2 separate regions of the Homo sapiens genome follow, and region 2 is linked to region 1. Evidence: chromatin loops called from intact Hi-C (ENCODE). Cell type or tissue: heart right ventricle. All regions are shown on one strand.

Evidence for each region. Hi-C counts contacts between places; a loop is a spot of excess contacts. Peaks named below come from ENCODE experiments on the same cell type or tissue, not always from the same donor. Only the 100,000 strongest peaks of a DNase experiment are listed, where the experiment ranks them.
Region 2: it touches region 1 in a loop (2.1-fold over the local background); 2 of 110 quality-filtered maps call a loop at or near these places.

What each region holds. Positions count from the first base shown.
Region 1 is chr1:112,321,388-112,329,387 of GRCh38, reverse strand. The region is part of intron 1 of LINC02884 (long intergenic non-protein coding RNA 2884); the gene reads left to right. Among named protein-coding and RNA genes, the nearest start is that of LINC02884, 35 kb to the left of the region's middle. RefSeq lists an enhancer at 3,160-3,659. In heart right ventricle, no CTCF peak of the experiment used is centred here; a DNase peak (open chromatin) is centred at 3,635; H3K27ac peaks cover 1,071 bases; H3K27me3 peaks cover 936 bases.
Region 2 is chr1:112,180,936-112,188,935 of GRCh38, reverse strand. No RefSeq gene overlaps it. Among named protein-coding and RNA genes, the nearest start is that of LINC02884, 180 kb to the left of the region's middle. In heart right ventricle, no CTCF peak of the experiment used is centred here; no DNase peak of the experiment used is centred here.

The sequences.
Region 1 (8,000 bases):
GAGGCTGCATGTGAATGGTGCTGAAGAGAAAGAGGACTGTGTGTGAAGACCAGGCCCCAGTGTCCACACTCAGACCTCCTGGAGGTGGTCCCTTCATCTCACCACAGGGAAGGAGCCACTCCAGCAAGCGTGACTGCCACCACCCCAGGAGGGGGATGGAGAAAGACCCTCTCCTCAGGGCTCCCAGCCAGCTTCTCTGGGGCTCTGTGTCAAGTGATAACAAGGTCCCTGCTCTCTTTCCCATGTGGGAGCTGGACTGTCCTCACTTTCAAAGGTCACCAGAGGTGGTCTGAGAGCTGGTGAAATGCCAGAGAGCTCTGCTTTGAGGTGGCTGTGGTTGGTACAAACCAACTCTATCTTGGTTGGGCCAAAGTTTTCTACCCTCCTGGCAGCTGACTCTTTCCATAGATGGTGAATGCTACTGGCCAAATGTCTCCTAGATGGACTTCTCTGCAGAGCCCAGAGAGTGAGTGTCCCCTTACATTTTGCACCATGAGTTTTTTACTCACCTTGCCCTAGCCCTAACCTGCCTCCTGTGTCAACCACGAAGGCCCCAGACAGCAAGCCCACTGATGGCCCACTAGGAGGCCTTGTGGGGCAGAGCTGAGAGGGCGGTGCTGCTGCAGCGGGAGGAGGACTGCATTTCTTTATTTTCTCCCCAAATCTCAAAAGAGCAAGGTGCTGACAAGAGAGTGGTCTCAGGGGCTTTGAAGATCAGAAATTGTGAATTTGGGTTTTTCTTTGAAAAGAGAATGCCTTTAACTTTGCTCCTTAGTGCCCTGCCTGATTGCCTGTTAGCAGCTCTGTTCTTTCTTTTATTCTTCTCCAGCAGGGTCCCTTAATTTGGTGGCACCAAATGTTGGATGGGCTTCGGGAAGTCTGTGAACACCCTGAGAGGGCATGTAAGAGTGTGGGCTTATGTGTCTATACGCATTTTAATGGGGATGGGCCTGTGGCTTTGATTAGATTCTCAGAGAGGCCAGTGGGCCCAAAGGTGTTGAGAAATGCTAATCATTTGTCTATTGGAACAAAAAACTGTTTTGAGGAAGTTTGCCTGGGGAGTTCCTTATCTAAGGATGGAGCTTTTAATCAAGGTGTGGATGAATGGAAATGAAAGACAGGAGTTGGGGGACTTGTGAAAGACATCTGCACTCTGTCCCTAGACCTCAGGAGAACTTCCACTGTGAGGCCTTTTAGAGTGCTTGTAACATTCACTTTCACTAAATATTTCTTATTTTTCCCTTTGTCTCTTTGCTACTAAAACAAAACAGAAGAGAAAAAAACATTAGAAATCAATGAACCTTAAGATAATGAGAAAACAAGTCATAGACTGAGAAATATTTGCAAAAGATATTTCTGATAAAGGACAGTGATCCAAAATATACAAAGAACTCTTAAAGTTCAACAATCGGAAAGCAAATATGGGCAAAAGACCCACACAGGCACCTCAGCAAGGAAGATGTACAAATGACAAGTAAGCATATGAAAAGATGCTCAACAACATATGTCATTAGAGAATTGCAAATTAAAATGATGAGCTGCACTACTGCGTATACCTAGTAGAATGGCCAAAATCCAGAACATTGACCACACCATATACTGCTGAGGATGTGGAGCAACAGGAACTCTCATTCATTGCTAGTGGGAATGCAAAACGGTACAGCCATTTTGGAAGACAGTTTGGTGGTTTCTTAGAAAACTGAACATACTCTTAACCATATGATTCAGCAATTGTACTCATTGGTATTTACCCAAATGAGTTGAAAATTGTGTCCACACAAAAGCATGCACATGAATGTTTATAGCAGTTTTATTCATAATTGCCAAAACTTAGAAGCAACCAAAATATCCTTCATTAGGTGAATGAATACATGGGTACACTCAGACAATGGAATATTATTCAGTGCTAAAAATAAATGAGCTAGCAAGCCATAAAAAGATGTAAAGGAATCTTAAATGTATATTAGTAACTGAATGAAGCCATCTGAAAAAGTTACATACTGTGTGATTCCAACTGAATGACAGTCTGTAAAAGGCCAAACTATGGAGAGAGTAAAAGAATGGGTGGTTGCCAGAGTTCGGGGTAAGGGAAGGATGAACAGGCAGAGCATGAGATTTTCAGGGTAGTGAAACTACTCTCCATGGTACTATAATGGTGGATGCATGCCATTCTACATTTGTCAAAACCCATAGAATCTGCAACCCCAAGAGTGAACCCTAATATAAACTATGGACTCTGGGTGATAATGATGTGTCAATGTAGGTTGATTGATTAAAACAATAGTGAGCAAGGCTGTGCTTGTGTGGAGACAAGGGAATACATGAGAACTCTGTACTTTCTGCTCAATTTTGCAGTGAACCTAAAACTGCTCTAAAAAACAATCTATTAAAAAAACAACCAGGCTGGGCATGGTGGCTCACACCTGTAATCTCAGTACTTTGGCAAGCCAAGGCAGATGGATTGCTTGAGCCCAGGATTTCAAGACCAGCCTGGGCAACATGGTGAAACCCCATCTCTACAAAAAATTAGCTGGGTGTGGTGGTGTGCGCCTGTAGTTCCAGCTACCTAGGAGGCTGAGGTGGGAGGATCACCTGAGCCCGGGTGATGGAAATGGAGGCTGCAGGGAGCCATGATTGTGCCACTGTACTCCAGCCAAGGCAACAGAGTGAGACCCTATCTCAAAACAACAACAACAACAACAACAACAAAAATCCAAAAAACATTAACTTTTTGAGGTTACATGTTTTCTTTTGGAATAGGATGGATGGGGTGGAAAACAGAGATGCTGTGATGTTCCTAGGTGGGTTAGGCTGAGGAAGCTCTGGTGACCACTGGAAGCCGGCAAGCAGGCTGGCTCTTTGCCGCAGAGGGAAGGAAGACAAGAAAGGGGAAATTGGCCCAGGGCAGAACTGTGCATCCAGAGGTTGCAAAGAAAGTAAGAGACCCCCAAAATAACATCAAAGTATCTTCCACCAGTCAAGTGCTTTCTTTATGCCAGGTGTTCTGTTTTGCACCCTACAGGCATTATTTATTTAATGCCCACAACAACCCCATGGGATAGGCAGACCTCATATGGTATAATAATGGGCACTGACCAAACAGAATGGAGGCAGCTGGAGCAAGGTCCTGGAGCTTGCTCTTGTGCCAGGCGCTGACTTTTTAGTTGCTAGATTGTCAGGAGGTCAGGGTAATCCTAGGGAGAGGCCAAGGTGGAGAAATGGGGAGACCACTGGGGTGGGGGTGGGGGAGGCTTGACCAGGTGTTCTCAAACTTTAGTGTGCATCAGAATCACCGAAAAGCTTGTTACAACATAGATTATGGATGATGAGGAGGCTTGAATCCACTCTCTCTGACCCTGAAGACCCAGCTGTTTCCCTCAGTTTCCAGTCTGCTGGCACCCTCAGGGCAAGTAGAGATCTTGGCCAGGGCTGGAGGTGAAGCTAGCAGCACGTTGGAAGCTCTGCCTACTCCTGCTGGGGCTCACCTTCTCTCTGCTGGCCTGGGGAATGCTACTGAGATTCCTGAGTGGCTTGGCGCTGGCTTCCTTGGCCCCCTCCCTCCCAAGTAGCAGCTGTGAAGTTGACGAATTACGCTAAACTGTGATGCCTCCTCGGGAGCCTGTTCCAGGACGTGCCGTGATGGCTTCCTAAGAAGGCGACAGGCACGTGGTCTGCAAACGAGCCGCTTGCTCTCTCGCTCAGCACAGCAGCTGCTCAGAGGCAGCGTGGGCTCTGAACGGCCCGCCAGGGGAGCCTATTAAGAGCCACAACACTGTGAAAAGAACAGCAGAAACGCTCCATTAAATCTGGTGGGGGGCCTCCTTAACAATGGGACCTGCCCCAGGAGTCATCACTCCACTCAAACCTGCCTCAGTCTCCAGCCTGGCTCTCCTCTCTCTGCCCCTGCAGTCTCTTCCCAAAAGGGCTTCGGGCTTGAGAAACTCGAGTTCCTGGCTGAAGCTGGTAAAACTGTGGCTGGAAGGGTGTAGCAAGGGCCCAAGCAGGCAGCGAATCCAATGGTAATGTTCTCTACACTGCCTGGGATGGGAATGAGAATGCTATTGGGTGTAGGGCATGATGTTGATGAGGATGCTGACAGCAAGGATCTGGGCATAGGGACCTCTGCTTTGGACCTGCCCGCTGTAATCCCCTTCCAGCCATATTCCTCCCCAAAGGGCAATAAATCCTTAAGGCCAGGAGGATACACCCACCCAAGGACGGTGACCCTCTTTCTACACCATACTTCAGGTACCTGAGAACCTGCAATTCCCTGCCAAATGGCTCCACACCTGCTCCTGAGTCTGTGTAAGCTTCTTCTCAGTACTTCCTTTAGAGAATGGACTGTCCCACTGGGGTTGTGGACAGAGCTTGGACATGCGGGCTGGGTGTCCACATGTGTGTGAGGTCCCTCAAGGGCAAGACAGAGCCCAGTGTGGGAAGAGGTGGGGGGCAGCCTGGGGGTGGGAAGTCATCCTTCTCCATAGCTCCATTTGCCAGTGCAAGCTCCCAGGAGCCTGGAAATTCTAAATTTAAACTTCTCAGGCTTATGAAGGTATATTTATCAAGGTAGGAGGGTAGAGTATATTTTTCTTAACAGTTTGTTAACTTGATTTATAATTTTAACCATCGTGCTCCTGGCTAAGTGTTTGGGGTGGGCCCAAGTGCAGGTGGTGGTGAGAGCAGGCTCTATTTATCATCTAAGTGTCTCAGAGAGGCCAGGCCAAGGGCCATGCTTTCAGACTGGCAAGCCAAGTGCCCAGTGAGGAGGCAGACACTGCGTGCTTCTCCAGGCCCTGCAGAAAAGGCTCACTTGTCTTCTGGAATCTTCTGCTCTGGGATGATAATGATAAAGATGAGGGTGCTGGTGAGCTGGCAGGAGCCCTGTAAAGAGGCACTTGGGTAAGCTATGGTCTTGTGAGGAAAGGGCCCTCTTCCAGGCACATCCTCCTTGACCTTTGACCATGCCCTCGACCTCACCAGCTTGTTGGGGGAGAGACAGACATGCTGCTCTTGCCTTCTCATGCTGGTGCTTCTGAGATCGCATCTCTTCTTCTTCCTACTGTTTATCTCTATGTGTCCCCTACTCCCATCCCATCACAGATACATCATGAAGTAGTGCAATAACTCTTAGGAGGGAACAGACCACTAGGGGAGGAAGCCCCTTCCTTGAGGGCTTCTGATAAAGACCTCTGTTGGACGTGGCAGTGTTTCCCCATGAGCAGTGCTACTGGAGGGCTTGTTTGGGAAGGGACTTGGAAAGGAGAATCACCTTTGTGATTTCCAAGAGGCCTGGCTGCTACTGGCAGGAATGGGAGGAGAGGAAGAGAGTAGAAGACCCTTCTTACATTTATCAGAAACCAAAAATTTATTTGAAAGACTTTCCTGGATCTCCTTCATCTATGTATCTGTCACCTGTCTATCAGTCAGTCAACCTATCTATCTAATCTCTCACCCTCCCTCCATCTGTCTATCATCTATATTTGTTGGTTTCTTTTTTCCAAACATGAGTTTTTAACATAGTGACCACGGGCCTCTATTTTCTAGGCTGTGAGCCATATTATTACCTTGTTTAATCCTTGTGAAAACCCTGTGAAGTATTATCCTTATTCCATAAATGGGGAAACTGAGACTTTCAGAGGCAAAACAAACAGCCTGAGGCCACATAGGTCAGAAATGGCAGAGTTGGGGCCTAAGTTCATGTCATCTGACATTGAGTTTTTTGCTGCTTGCACTGAGTGAAGATTATCTCTAGGCAAATTCTTTCTTTTTTTCTTTCTTTCTTTCTTCTTCTTTTTTTTTAATCTGGAAGAGAAATGCTGCCTTGAGTGTTTGCTTATCTCTCTCCAGCAGGTTCCCAGGGTCTTGGTTTCGGCTCTAGCCCTGAGGGGCCTGATGGGCATCAGCACTGACCTTTCTGTGTGGCTGCAGGCTTGGCCCATCTGCTCACCAGAGCGCCTTGCCACTAGCATGCTGTCTGGGTGTGCCTGGCAGTCAGAGTGTGCAGGCCGGCTTTGACAAAGTGACAGAAGCTGTAAAAACAGCTGTTTGATATTCCCTGCTTTTAAAAACAAAACAACCACAAAGAGGTTGAATGAAATAGAGAAAATACCCTTGTTTCATGCGTATATTTTTACTTACAGAACATTTATTTTCTCCTTTCCTTTCTCTATTCCCTGTTTATCTACCCAATCATTTGCTTCCCTTCCTCCTTGCCTCCTTTCTACTTCATCCTCCTTCCTTCCTTCTTTCTTTCCAACTAAAAAAATCTTCCTGCTTCTGTTTCTATGTCTTTTTTTCATCTACATTTTCTTCTCTTGAAATAACTATTAGCTATTTCTCTTTGTTTTCCATTTTCACATCATCCAAGCCTTTGTATATTAATTTGTCTCTAGCTTTGGGTTCATACCATCCCAAATGTGTAGTATGATGAACTCCAGTATTAGTTATATGACAGCCCATGGTGTCTTCAATTAAACCAAGGTGCGGACAGGAAACTCTAACACAAAATGAAATAATCTCTCCCTGCCAAACCATCATTTAATTTAGATAACTAAAAGTATGCATAAAAGAACAGGACATCTGGCAGTAATTGGCAGCCCCAATGGCCACCTCCATCACCTCCAGCTACAGAAACTTGGAGAGTTTTGTTGTCATTTTTAGCTTTAATTTTGAAATTGTGACTGAGCTCTGCACTGTGGTTTCATCCAGGTTCAAAAGCATGCTTCTGTTCAATCAGCTGTTCATTGTACAAACTCCTTCCTTATAGTGAGAGGAGCTCCAGGTTTCAAGGCATGCACAGATAGAAATAGGTATATTATATGCATTCAACTTAGTCATTCATTAGATGCAGTTTGACCAAGCTTAACATAGATTAACTTTTACATCCTGCAGTCATTCTTGGCCCTTAAGATCACTAGATTCCAGGCCTTTACTCCTATGCACGTTATCTGCATTTTCCAGAGCCCTTTTAGGTTCTCTTGTACCTAAAAATCCTTTGCTTCACGGCCTACTTAAATTCCACTAATGCTATGTCCCCTACCTACTATCTCCCTTTCAATCCCCTTTTCCTCTACTCTATCCAGACAAAGCTATTTCTTTCAACTGCCCTCGAATGCCCTTTACAGTTTGTTCCCCATGTTTCGTCATCCCTTGTTCTAGTTATTTTCCCTCCTAAACTGATAAGACATTTCCTGTCTCCTTCCCCTTCTCACTTCCTACTGTCTTATTCTCCATCAAAACCCTCGTGGCTTATCTCAGACTTGGCATTGTGGAGCTGCCGGTCCATTTCCACATGCAGAAGATGACGCTGGGTCTGCAGCTGGAGACAGCTACGATTGCTGTCAGATCTGTGGCCACATACAGGCTTTCTACTTCATCCTCCCTGAATTGGATCTACAAATATATCATTCACAGAATGGAAAAGTTTTGAGCCTCCCTCTAATCCCTGCATGGACCTAATCCCCACATGGAGGAGAAAAGGTGATGGCTACAGGCAGGTAGGGTTTATAAGATGCAGGAAGGGCTGAGTTATGCATTCACAAACATTTCTCCAACTTCGCCAATAAGATAGGTCATTTCTTCTCCTTTGGGGAGAACCAGAGGGAGTGGAGAGAGGATGGAGAGAGTTTTACTGTTCTTTCCCTGGGAATGAAGTGGCATGCCCCTTTCCCCATGGAAACATAGGATGTAGGGTATGGCCCCCTAATATTTGACTTTTGGACAGGAAATAGAAAGGGGCTGTCACAAATCCCAAGGGGTTGGGATTTTTGGTGACCTCCTTAATATTTTTACTACGGTCCAGGGAAGGGTGGAAATTGAGGTCCCTCCACCCCATCTCCTAGCCCTTTCCCTTGCTGACTTCAACTCTCACCCATCCATCCTTTAAGGCCTTTACCCACTTGTCCAAGCTATGTTTGTACAAGTGGGTATGAGGGGTGTGCATATTTTTGGCACTGACTGCCCTTGGAAATATGGACCTGTGGAAGTGGCCTGTGAAGGGC
Region 2 (8,000 bases), 140 kb after region 1:
CACCTCATTCTTAGAAAACCTTCCCATTCACAGCCTGAAATGGATGGCTTTAATTACCATGTGTCTTTACATCAGTAATATCTGATTACATAGTGTAGACAGCTGGTCCTAGCTGAGCCAATAGATGGCTCTTGTAGGGAATTTAGAATGAGAGTGCAGAGATTGAGTCATTAATTTGTGGGAGCATTCCTGCAAGATTCCATTAACTAGGGGCTGAGATCACCATTTCAGGGCATTCATGACAGACTGTGTAAAAGTGGCATCATGAGTACAGAAACTGGTCTAGGGACAGAGAAATATTATCATGAAGATAACATGGAAGATGTGAAAGACATGCGGTTTGAGGAGGAAAGAAGATAGAAGGAGGAAGAGAGGGAACAGCAGCATGTCAACTCCCCATTTCTTCTAAGGCTCATTATAATTTTTTCTGACAATTTTGCTTTAGGAGATCTCTCTGATTTTTTTTAAATAAATTCTATTTTATTCAAATTAGCTTGAGTGAACATCTGTTCCTTGCAACCAAAATATCTCTAAGACATCTCATTTACTCAGTTTACCTCTTTAATTCTTATACAATGGCTAGTATAATTAGATTGAACTACTAGCCCCTTCTCCAGACCTCCTGTAGTCCTGACCCAAAAGCAAGAATCCTGTTTAAGAGAAAGGCCAGCCTCTGTTGGGACTGTATTTGGCAAGTAATAATTCATAATGCCAATTTATAAATGTGATCTTGGCTATTCCTGACTACTTTTTGCTCTCTTCAAATCTGTTTGGTCTCACAATATGTAGGAATCACAGGCAGCTGGCATGAGAAACTCATGGTGGCTTTGAGACTTCAACAATATGCCTGTTCCCCTGGCTGTGGCCTGAGAAAGCTGTCAATTTCCTCAGAGGGTGATGGCTGAGTCTCATACTGCAGCGCTTGAGAAATCAGAAAGTAGTTGCCTACCTTGTAGGACAGAGATAAAGATACGCTCAGTGTCCCTTGAGACATTTAACTTCATTTCTCCTCAGCCCAGGTGGTTTCAATTGATTTGCAAGTATTTATTGAGCATCTACTGTGTATCAATTATGTCATCTTTCTTTTCCCTATTGCCCCTTCTCTAACTCCTATCCCTCAATTTACATTCTGAGAACATTGTCTTCTGCAATACTCTCTTGGGTTACTGACGCACATCTCTGTTTTATTGCTGAATTTCTTAAAGAGACATCCTCAGTTGTTATCTCTACTTCATAAACTTTCTTTCACTAACTTCTTATCTCTGTGCCATCTATCTTCTGCTTTCCTCATGATACAATTTTTTTCTCTGAATTTTCTTGTATCTTTAAATAAATGCCTCTCTTCTTAAGTTAGTTGGAGTGATTTTCTGTTCCTTGCAACTAAACAGCTTTTGAGACATTCTTATTTCCTCGGTTCACCTCTCCAACCCTACACAAGACTAGCATACTCCGACTCAGAGTGTTTTTCCCTCAAGCATCTAAAGGAATGGGGATTTCTCTGTTAAAGGCCAGGTGGATCTAGAAATAGTCAAATCTTGCCTTAACTTAGCCACAAATTGTCCCTTAATGTGCCTGAGATGGCTATATACATACATGGCAAATGGGAAACCATGAAGCACTCTGTTATTGGTCGAGCTAGGGCTTGATACTTCAGCTGCTTTGAGTAAAGTCAGTTAGAGTATGCATCTTGAGCTTAAGCCCAAGGAGGACCTCTCTGCAGTTGGTCTTCAAGCTTGAGTGGGTGGGCTCAGTTATTGTTCCTGAGACAGGAGGCAGAAGAGAGGGTCAATCAATAGCCTGAAATCAGACCAGTGAGATCAGAATTTGACTCATTCTCCATGGGGCCTAGGAGAGGGAGGGATAGGGATGGTGGTGGAGACCTCACTTGCCAGAGAGAGACCAGAGGGAATTTATTATGAAAATTATTTTTCTCTAGGGTGTAGAGATAAATATGTAGGTAAAGTGAAGGAACAAAATTTGATACCACCTGTTGACTATAGACCATTTTTAGTATAGACGTTGATATATTTAACCATCTATTTGCACTTCAATTACTCTTGTCCCAATCAAATAATTATTCTCAAAGTATATAAATTGTTGTATCATTTATTCATGGAATTGTTATATCAATTCATTCTTTCACTCAGCAAATGTTTGCTGAGCTAGGTAGCAGAGAGAAAAAGTGAATCTGCAAGGCAAAATCCTTAGTCTTAAAAGCTCATAGTCTATGGGTAGGGTTGGGAATGGGAATGACAGGTTTATAAATGGGTAAGTGCCACAAGGTGTTGTAAGAGAAGCCTGAAGAATGTACAAGGAGAATACAAAGAAGGGAGGCTCTGAGCAGCCAGGTGAATACAGGAGACTCCACTTCCAGCCAGCTGGTATCACAGCAGGCCCAGAACAGAGGACTAACCAAATCCTACACTGTTTGTATTAGGGGACCGTGAGGAATCTTCTAGTTCAACTTCTTCAGCTATAGGATAAGAAAACAGACCACCCTTCACCCTCCCAAGGGAAGAACATAGATTGGACTAAAGTCTCAGAGCTGGTCAAGGGCAGGGCCTGGATCCCTGTTTTCCCAGCCCAGTGATCCCTTCTCTAACGTGCCTGCCCCAGGCATCCTTATACCCAGGTTGGGAGCCCCCAGCTCTGGAAGAGCTGCCTCTCTGGAAGATGTAGTACAGGGTCTCCAGCCCAAGCTCGGCCATTCACAGGCCGCAACCTAACTTGTGCTCCCTGTTCTTCCATTTCCAGAATTCTCTCTCTGGTCTCCACTGGGTGTGAAGCCCCCGGGTCAGCTCCTGGAGCTGTTCATTCATTTCCTCATTTTTCCAATTTGTTCTTGATAGCTTCCTGCTTCTCTCAGCCCTAACTAGTTCATCCTTGGTCTGATCTAGTTTTTCTAGTCAGCTTCTCTCTCCCCTTGGCTGTTTCTCCTCCAACAGCTCCTGCTTTCCCAGTAGCTCCCTCCTCCCCAGATGCAGCCTCCAGCTCCTCTTAGAAGCTCTTAACCTATCCTGAGACACAGACCCTCCAGCTGCCTGGCAAAGCCTGTGCACCCTTTGTCACAGTAATGATTTTAAATACATTAAGTAAACTCTATAGGACAAAAAAGGAAACATGTTATTTTGAAAAACAGTTACAAAAACATAAAAAACCAAATTTGTACTATAACAATAGATATACTTTAAAATCAGTGTGTTAAATAAGAAGATATAATGGTGAGTCTAATGACTTCTATCATGTTGAGGTAGTGATGAGCACAAATGATCTTGCAAGGTATCTGTGATGGTTGTAACATGTATGGAAATATCTGTAAATTCTATTGTTCACAAAAGTCACAGGTACTGCATATACTGCTGTAGGTTGCTGCCTACAGTCAGTCATAACTGAAAAAAATGCTAAATTTCAGGTAGAAGTTAGTAAAAATGAAGATACAATATTTTTTCCATTCAGGTTTATGAAATCCTTTATGCACAGATCCTTGGCCACTATATTCTCCAAGTCAAGAAATTCTGTATTAGATGTTACCATGATTTGAGATGCTGTACCTGTGTAGCTATTACCTAAATTAGAATTTTCAGACCAGTAACCATTTGGATACCTCACAGGCATCTAGAAAACTTAAGAGGTCAAAAAATAAGTTTTTGATCTTATCCTCCAAAATAGCTTCTCCTCATTTTTCTCATTTCAATAAATATCACCTTCAATCCTGGAATTCTCTCTCTACACCTTCTTCCTTTTCATTTTTACCTCAAATTTATAAGTCATTCCATCATAATTTCATTTGACAAATATTACCCAATACCCACTATATGCCAAGCACTGTTGTAGGCAGTGGGACTCAGCAGTGTATAAGACAAGTCCTTGTCCTCATGGAGCTTATGTTCTAATTGTGAAACATTGACAATAAATAAGAAAATACATTCAAGAAATTTGGTGGCAATAACTGTATCTCAAATATTATATCTCCCAAAATATTTCTCCAATATTGTCACTTCTCTGCACATCCATTGCCACTCCTTTAGTCTAAAATCTTCCCTGCCACAGTCTCCTAACTTAACTCTGTAGCGGGTCCAATCTTTCCCCATGCAGCACTCAAAGTGAAGGGTGGATTATGTTCCTTCTCTGCTGAAATCCTTCAGTGACTTCCTACTGTGCTTAGAAGAAACCTAGACTTCTAAGAAACCTGGAGGGCCCCACACTATCAAGTCCTCACCTACCCTCCATCTTCTTCTCCTAACAATCCCTCTGCCTCTACACTTGGGCCGTCTTGGCTTTGCAGTTTCTTGCAGGCACCAGTTTCCTATATTGGGGCCTTGTATGTCTCTAAGGCTGCCTGACTCTTACTGGCCCTTCAGGTCTCAACCTAGTTAACCTTTGTTTAAAATGCCATGTCTTTGAGGAGCCCTTTGCTGACCCTTCAATCTAAATTATGTGTGCTTCTCATTCTCCTTCAGAGTAATGTCTTCTTTTTCTTTATATAGCAAGCTACTTGTTATAATTATTATTTAACATAATATTCAAGTGTATACCTAATATCTGTTTCTCTCACTACACTGCAAGTCCCAAGAAGGCAAGAGCTTTGTCTGTTTTGGTCACCAGTAGCATAACAGTTCCTGGGATATGGTTAGTGCTTAACACACATGTAGCTGTTGAATGCGTTATGAGTTACTGCACCTTTCATCTCTGACATCTGCCCCCAAGCTCATCACATATTCCAGGTTCGTACTTCCTCTTTTATGCACAGGCATATTAAAATCTCTGTCTATATTTAAGTTGTTCCTCACCTAATCAGGTACAGTTATACTCAAATTCATTTATCCATCCATTCATTTAACCATTATTTATTGTGTACCTTCTAATTACAAGGCACTATGCCAGGCACCATATAAGATTAAAAGATGAATAAGACATGGTTCTTGTTCTCAAGACATTTGCAGTCTAGAAGGAGATTTAAGACACTGTCAGATAGCTATAGCAGGAAAACGGGTGCTATGTGCAACCATCAGCAGAGTCAGTGGCAATGAAAGTGCAGAAGAGGTAATAATAATATTTCCAACTAGAGGTTTCAGGGAAGCTTTTATGGAGAAGATGGCATCTGAGTTTGGCCTTGATGGGTGGGAGGAATTTAGACAGCCATAGATGGTAGGTAGTGTCCCAGATGAAAAAGCAGAGTAAACAATGTGTAGAAGCAGAAAAACACAGAGCATGTAGAAGAATGATTGGTCCATTACCTAGGTTATGTGTAGGGGAGCTGTAAAGGCAAGGATGGAGCATGTGAAATTTTGATCTTTATTTGATTTTGCTGGGGAGTCAACAAATATTGTTGGACAGAGGAATAAAATAAGAGTTAAGCGGGAGCACTGAAAAGATATAACTGCCTGCCTATATGATTTTAAGTTACATAGATTATCCTTATTCAATTAAGAGATAATCAAACAAAACACGAGGACAGGAAGAGTCCAGGGAGGAAAGATGTCTCTATGAGCTGGAGCAGATGAGGAAGTCCTGTGGAGGAACTGGACATTCCTTTGCCTTCAAACTGGAACACTGACTTATGGACATTAAAGGAGTCAAATTCAAAGTTATGACGGCCACTCTCATCTTTGGACCAAGAGGCCACTGGCTCCACAGCTGGGACTTATTGGTTCAGACTGCTCTAACAAAATACCAAAGAGTGGCTTAAACAACAGAAATGTATTCTCACAGTTCTGGAGGCTGAGAAGTCCCACATCAAGGTGCTAGCTCCTTTGATTCCCAGTGGGGGCTCTCTTTCTGGCTTGCAGATGGCTTTTTTCTTGCTGTGTCCTCCAATGGCCTTTTCTTGGTACACGCTGTGGAGAAAGAGATATTGCTCTTTCTTCCTCTTCTTGTAAGGCCACCAATCCTATTGGATTAGGCGCCTCCCCACCATGATGTCATTTAACCATTACCTCCTAAAAACCATATCCCCAATTACGGTAGCATCAGGAATTAAGGCTTCAACATATGAATCGCAGGGGGCTGGTGGGAGAGACACAATTCAATCCATAGCATGGGGCAAACCAATCTCTGAATCCTTTATAATCAAAGACTGTGAGAGCTTCTAACTCAGTAGCTTCCAAGCAGTGTTTCTAGGAGCATTGGGCATCCCAAGGAGCACTTTCTGGCGACAAAGTAAAAGTGGGCTCTACTTTACCTGTTTACTGTATTAGACCTCCATATAAATTTCCATAGAAGACAGGGTTTTACAGATAAAAACATATTAGAAAACCCCTGATCTGGTTTGATGACTTGATTTTATGAGAAAAAGATAGGATATTGAGATTTAGAAAGGAAAGGAGACTTGCCTACAGTCACACAGCAGGTAGGGACAAATTCTAGTAGCCAATGAGTAGATCTACGATCTTGTGTGTGGATTCCTAGTCCAGTGTTTTGTCCATTGTTCTTCTTAGGTCCCTCCAGGTCCAAGGGGGGAAGCCCCAGATGTGCTCACCGGGAGCGCTCACCGGGAGCATAGTGAATGGGGAACCCTCCTGGCATACCAAAGAGTGGTTGCTTACTGAAGGTCTTGTGCAGAGCAGATTCAGTGACCCGGGGCTCCAGCAGGGCACTGATCTTTTATTTATTTTTCCTTCGCCATCTGGTTCACATGCCCAGACTTTATAATGAGTTGGCAGGAGTTGTGGACTATTAAATAATTAAGGTATTTTTCCTAAATAAATATGCCCAGAAAATTATGCCATAAATGCCTAAGTGTCACCCTAATGGGCTGCTGTCAGACACTCAGAGGAATCAGAAGAGGTAAATGGTTTCCTTTCTGGAGATGGGAGAGACAAATCCATGCCACCTAGGGAGAGATCAATATGCTGAGGTTCTTCAGATCAGTTCAAATCCTTCAAGAAGTCAAAGACACACAATGAAGATACAGAACAAAGCTGTTGGAACAAAGAAGAAACCTGTCTGGTATTCCTTCTGAGGTCCAAATACCCAGACTTGGAGTGCAAAAGTTACATTTGTAGACAAAGAATTCATTTTTAAAAATTTGTTTTCCCTTATGGCTAAAGGGGTGTGTGAGAAAGTGGCAAAGAGCTCCCTGTATGATCCATGGAGTGAGGGACCTCACTTTCCCTCATCCATGGATACAGACCATCCAGGGGGCCAGACTCTTTCCCTTGGGCCATCTCCCTTTCACTTTTCACTCATCAGCCTTCAGGTTGCAGCTTAAATGTTTTGTCTTCTCTTCAGAGAGCCATTTCCTGACCATCTTGTTGCCCCATTGTTAGTCTCAACAAGTTATTTTCCCTTTTCTTCAGAGCAGTTAATTCAAGGTATAACTACATATTTATATGTTTGATGTTTGCCTGTCCCAGACTGTAAGCTTCACTCAAGTGCTATGCTAAATGTCAGGGTATTATGGGTGCTTGACACTATCTGGCACAACATAGGTGCTCAGTATTTACTGAATGAAGGAGTGGTTTATTTCCACTAATGTGGAAGTTTTGTTGTTTTCTCTTGTTTTGTTGAAGATCAACCGTCTGTATCTTCCTGTTACATTCTATAATTTCTATAGCTATGGATTTGCAGCCTAGAGCCAAAAACAAGAAGGAATGTGAGAAATGATTTTAGTCTGTAATTGGCTAATGAAAAATCAAATCCTGGAATGGAAATTCCTGTGATAAATTCACTCATTTAGTTTTTCAACAAATATTTATTGATCAAGTACTATAATACTTGCACTGTAAAGTACAAGGGATACATCATGAACAAGATATAGTCTCTGTCTTCACAGAGTAGAGAGAAAAAAAGGAATTAAGCAAAGTTGTTGAGAAAATCAGCAGGATGATGAGATGGGGTGTAAGTAGGGCAGACTATGTTGATAGGGGGCCACAGAAGGCTGCCTTATACTAAGACCTGGAGGATGAGAAGCCACTGGTTGTATAAAACATAGACAGAGGGAACAATAATGTAAGAGCCTTAAGGTGGGAATGAGCTTAGCATGTTGGAAAGACAGAAAG